Regions from separate parts of the Homo sapiens genome. Here region 1 is linked to region 2. A link is an interaction called in ENCODE POLR2A ChIA-PET data of the cell type or tissue named here. Cell type or tissue: GM12878. All regions are shown on one strand. Each heading gives the region's core, and the rest is flanking DNA. Links, peaks and the distances in the headings are about the cores only.

Evidence for each region. Peaks named below come from ENCODE experiments on the same cell type or tissue, not always from the same donor. Only the 100,000 strongest peaks of a DNase experiment are listed, where the experiment ranks them.
Region 1: POLR2A ChIA-PET joins it to region 2 with 6 read pairs; 8 of 35 experiments call an interaction of 5 or more read pairs at or near these places.

The regions. Positions count from the first base shown.
Region 1 is chr1:51,411,371-51,414,293 of GRCh38, forward strand. The region is part of intron 13 of EPS15 (epidermal growth factor receptor pathway substrate 15); the gene reads right to left. Among named protein-coding and RNA genes, the nearest start is that of TTC39A, 82 kb to the left of the region's middle. In GM12878, for the core only: no CTCF peak of the experiment used is centred there; no DNase peak of the experiment used is centred there.
Region 2 is chr1:51,511,535-51,514,457 of GRCh38, forward strand. The region is part of intron 1 of EPS15 (epidermal growth factor receptor pathway substrate 15); the gene reads right to left. Among named protein-coding and RNA genes, the nearest start is that of EPS15-AS1, 5.3 kb to the right of the region's middle. In GM12878, for the core only: no CTCF peak of the experiment used is centred there; no DNase peak of the experiment used is centred there; H3K4me3 peaks cover 1,354 bases; H3K27ac peaks cover 2,445 bases.

The DNA.
Region 1 (2,923 bases), core at 269-2,768, 100 kb before region 2:
AGAAAGGCAAAAAGTGACCCTTGTGCCATGAATTGCTAACTCTTGCACAAAGGACTGATAAATGGAACTGTACAGAGAATTTAAGATACAGGGACACTTGATTTCTGGAAGAAAAACAATTTCTGTATTTTAATTCAGTCCTTATTTTAAGAGACTTGAAATTATAATATTGAAGGAGAAGAAATTTTAAATGAGGAAATAAGTACATTTTAAATCTTAGTTAAATATGCTTATGCCCCTTCTAAATTGAATTTTTCTTTATTGTATTATATAGAGTTTTGCTTTGCCTAGGTTTCTTAAGAATCAGATGTTCTCTCATTAACCCGTCAGGAAACAACAGAAGCTGGAGAGGATGTGGAGAAACAGGAACGCTTTTACACTGTTAGTGGGAGTGTAAATTAGTTCAACCATTGTGGAAGACAGTCTGGCGATTCCTCAAGGATCTAGAACCAGAAATACCATTTGACCCAGCAATCCCATTACTGGGTATATACCCAAAGGATTATAAATCATTCCACTATAAAGACACATGCACACGTATGTTTATTGCAGCACTATTCACAATAGCAAAGACTTGGAACCAATGCAAATGCCCACCAACGATAGACTAGATAAAGAAAATGTGGCACATACATCCCATGGAATACTATGCAGCCATAAAAAAGAATGAGCTCATGTCCTTTGCAGGGACATGGATGAAGCTGGAAACCATCATTCTCAGCAAACTACCACAGGAACAGAAAACCAAACACCACATGTTCTCACTCATAAGTGGGAGCTGAACAATGAGAACGCATGGACACAAGGGAGGGGAACATCACACACCGGGGCCTGTCGGGAGGTGGGGGACAAGGGGAGGCAGAGCATTAGGACAAATACCTAATACATGCAGAGCTTAAAACCTAGATGATGGGTTGATGGGTGCAGCCAACCACCATGGCACATGTATACCTATGTAACAAACCTGTACGTTCCACACATGTATCCCAGAACTTAAAGTATAATAATAATAAAAAAGAATTAGATGTTCTCTTTCTGATTCCTTTGACAAAAATGTTTATCAATTATTTACTATAATTTATTTTAAAAATTCCTTTAAAAATGCCAACACAATAGATGATCATGAAAGACTTTCCAGTGCTAACATTCCGTGAGTTTGTGTGATCACAGTTTCAAACTGGTGAACTCCTTTAGTACTTTATCATTAATTTACCAGCATGCCTAATTTTTTTCATGTCTAAATTTTTAACCTTGCCTACACTGTTAACTAATCCATACCATATAGAGATACGACTTTAGATATGCACATGGCATTGGCTCTGAATAAACCCATGCCAAAAGAGAAAAATGACTTCAATTTCTGTATCACCCAGTCTAGTAACTTCAGATTCATCTTTGATTTTCTCCATTCATACATGTCCTATAGATTCTACCTTAAAATCTCTCTTTAAGCTGTTTACCAAATTATTTTAGCTTTCATCGTTCCTTCCTTGACATACAACTGGGTTTTCTCCCTTTGTTTCTTCCTATTCCAAATGTCCAACTTGCTTAAAAAATAACTCACTGCAAAGGATATTTCTCTAGTCACTGTTATTTTTAAAATATGTGTTGTTCCCTCTTATCTAGAGGATTAAGTAAAACTTGCTGCAAGACACATTAAAACCTTCAGTTCTGGGTTCTACCTTCTTTTCCTCTCATATTCACCTGTGTCCCAGCCTCAGAAGACCCTATTCCTTCTCCAATAGACAACATATTTCAATGACCCTATGCCTTTCCACAAGCCATAACCTCTGTCTTCAATGTCCTTCCACACCATATGTACCTGGAAACCCACTATTGATTCTTCAGAATCCAGCCAAATTTAATCTCGTCTGACTCATCTTGGGCTTCCTTCACCTATGCTCAAACTCTACTGTTTGTTCCTAACCTCTACTGTCATACTTAATACACTGTAATCATAGCTAACCTCTAAATTACAAACTTCTAAAGGACAGTGTCCATGCTTCATCTTTCTTTGATTATCCAAAATCTTGTACAATGCCTAGCACATTCCAGGGGCTTAATTAAGCAATTACTGTAACTATCATAGGATTTTAGTATGTGGGAAAAACTAATGGGAAACACGCATGAGACTGACAGAAAGAAAAGACTTACATTCTTTTTACATAATGTGAAACACTTCACTATGTATTTAAACTATAGCTATTTATTAATACCCCAAACTGACCTATGACAAATGCTTTTTAAACTTTTTAAAATAATACCTACATTTCTAAACTGATTCAGTATTTTTATAATCTATAGACCAAGGCTGATCTGACATTTAAAACTTTCATTATTTGGAAATAATCATTACTGCTTTAACATGTCACTGTGGCATATACCTTTATTTTTTTAAGACAGGATCTTACTCTGTCACCCAGGCTAGAATGCAGTGGTATAATCACGGCTCACTGTAGCTTCAACCTCCTGGGCTCAAGTAATCTTCCCACCTCAGCCTCCCAAGTAGCTGAGGCTACAGGCATGTGCCACCACGCCTGGCTAATTTTTAAATTTTTTTGTAGAGATGGGGTTTTACCATGTTGCCCAGGGTGGTCTCAAACTCCTAGGCTCAAATGATCTGCCCGCCTCGGCCTCCCAAAATGCTGGGATTACAAACATGAGCCACAGTGCTTGGTCTAGTTCAGCTATAAAATATTTTAAAAGAATGTTACCTGCAGATCTAAAGTAATTTTGTTAGTTTGAAAATACAATCTATTGAGCCGGCAAAGTGGCTCATGCCTGTAATCCCAGCACTTTGGGAGGCTGAGACGGGTGGATGACCTGAGGTCAGGAGTTCGAGACCAGCCTGGCCAACATAGTAAAACCCCATCTCTATTAAAAATACAAAAAATCAGCTGGGCGTGGTAGTGGCCGCCTGTAA
Region 2 (2,923 bases), core at 317-2,816:
CAGTGATTCTAAACCAGAGGCAATTTAATCCTCTAGGAAATATTTGTCAGTGTCTGGAGATATTTCTGATTGCTGCAACTGGTGAAGGTGTTACGTCTAATGGATAAGGATGCTGCAAAACACCCTACAATGCACAGAACAGCCTCCCACAACAAGAAATTCTCCAGCCCAAAATCTCAAAGTGCCAAGGCTGAGAAACCATGATCTAAAAAACTATAAAGTACTGTAATATAAACGTCTTCCTCCAAAAAATATGTTCTTATCCTAGCATTCTTGGTCAAATTTGTATTCTTATTGCAGATTTAGTAAGGAATAAGCAGTTTGATTATTTCAGATGAAAAACTCCTGGTACTGTTATATTCCCATTGTAATAATCCCCAGTTTAAAGGAGGGAGGAAGTGAGGCTTACTTTTCTTTGTATATTTTTACCACATAAAAACAAGTTTTAAAAAGAGCCCAACTTTTATTTTTTAATTGCACCTCTGATTCATTTGAAAGCCTTATTTATATCACAAAAATGAGTTTCTTCTACCTCATTTCTATCCTACTTTTGCACAAAATATTCAGAAGTTCACATTTATGTGATAGGAAAGCAGAGTATATGAGGCAGGGTACAAGGCCAGCTTTTAACAAATTGGGAAACTACAGGAGTAGCTAAAGAAAATAAGTCACCAGTTCATTTTGTAATCACAACATGCTTAAGAGGTCTCAATAATACCCAAGAAGTCTCAGTAGTTTATTTCTAATATGCAAATGAGTGCACTTAAGAGGTTAAGTAATTTGCCCAAGATCACAGAACTACTCAGGGGCAGAACAGGTGTGCTCTTGCAGTTATATTAGTCTGCCTCTGCTCCTGAAGTTTAAAAATCTAGATTTTGCAGAAGCTCTAAGAGAAAAGACTGACAAATTAAACATATAAAACAAATATTTCTACATAATCAAAAAATGCCAAAAACAAAAAAAAATTCAGAGAAAAAAATTTTGCAAAGGATTTTGCAAAGAAGGGCAAATTTCCTAAATATAAGAAGAGTTCTTACAAATCAGTGAGAAAGAAGACAAACAGCCCATCAAGAGAACAGGTAAAAGACTAAAGCAGTTTATAAAAAAAGAAATACAAATGGTTTCAAAGGAAAAAAAAATAAGTTCAGCCTTACCCATAAAGAAATAACAAACTAAAACAATGAAATTGTTTGAAATCTTTCTGATTACTGGACTGACAATAATATACATGTTGATCAAGCTGTGGAGGAAATGACACTCTCAAACATGTGTGCTGCTACAGTGTTTCTGAATGTAAATGAGCAATATCTTTTTTTTTTTTTTTTTTTTTTGGAGACAGGGTCTTAGCTCTGTCACCTAGGCTGGAGTGCAGTGGTGCAATTATAGCTCACTGTAACCTGCTAATCATAGCTCACCTGTAGCCTGCTAGGACTACGGGCACACACCACCATGCCCAGCTAATTAAAAAAAATTTTTTTTTTGTCCCAGATGGATTTCACTATGTTACCCAGGCCTTGAACTCTTGGCTTCAATCAATCCTTCCGCCTCAGCCTCCCAAAGCACTGGAATTATAGGCCTGAGCCACTATGCCTACCCCAAATTAGCAGTATCTATGCAGATTAAAAGTATCCTCTGGCCCAAAAATTACACCTACTAGAAATTAATCCATATGCTCACACATGTGCACAAAAACATGTAAAAGAGTATCCACTGCAGCATAGTTGTAACAAAAGATTGAAAACAAAATAAATGTCCAGCATTAGGTGGCCAGTAAAATAAATAACAGTAAGTTCACATATAGAAATACCCTGAGGTTTTGAAAACAATAAGGGAGATCTATATGTGATGTTATAGAGCAATCTCCTAAATCAGTTAAGCTAAAAATAATATAACAACAAACTGTGAAACAATAAACAGCTTACACAAAAGAATATACATATACAGTATACATATATATTTATTCGCATATACACAGACTATTACTGGAAATTCACACAAGAAACTGGCAAGAATGGCTGCCTCTGGGAAAGCAAATGAGGGCCTAAAGCAGAAAGAAGACTTCACTAGCATTGTATGAATTTTTTTAACCATGAATTTATATTGGTTTTTTAATTTACTAACTATAAAACCTAAGTCCCAAATTCTGAGCCTCAGTATCCTCCAATTTGAAATGATGATAATAATAGCTTAGTTCATAGGTTACGCTTTGTTAAGTTATAAAGCAGCACAAAAAATTATAAATTAGTCCTCTAACTGAATTGTCCAAATCAATTAATATAATTATTATCATTCCTCTAATCAATTTCTCTAAATGTTTAGGATGAAAACTAAGTGTAGACACAATCTTAGAACACAAAGCTTTACTTTACACGTAGTTATTGTGTATTCAATTTAAATGAATAAATTCTCAAAAATGCCATAGAGAAAAGCTAAATCAGTTGATTACAGAAGGAATACATTCTCACTGTTGAAAACAAGGTAGATAAAAACTACAACCATGCTACTATAAAATTTTAGTGTTTTTTTTCTTCCAGGCTTTCTTCTACGCATGCTTAACTGGGTTAGATCATTTGTCTAAATAAAAAAAGTTCACTTTACTGTAATACAGCATTCAATTTACAAGATTCCTCAGATTATTAAAAACACCTAATAAATATAATTAATGAAGGCATACCTTGTTGATTCAACTGCTTTAAAAATGAAACTCCAGCATATGAATTTGCCTAATGAACTCTGCCTGGAGTAACTTTTCGTTTATTATTTCTACCAGTTCTCCAACTAACCAGATCTCTCTCAGGCCATTTACTTGGTTTTGGTTTCCAGAGTACTGATTTTTTTTTTAAAAACTTTTATTTTAGGTTCAAGGGTACATGTGAAGGTTTATTACATCAGTGGACTTGTGTCATAGGTATTAAGCCCAGTA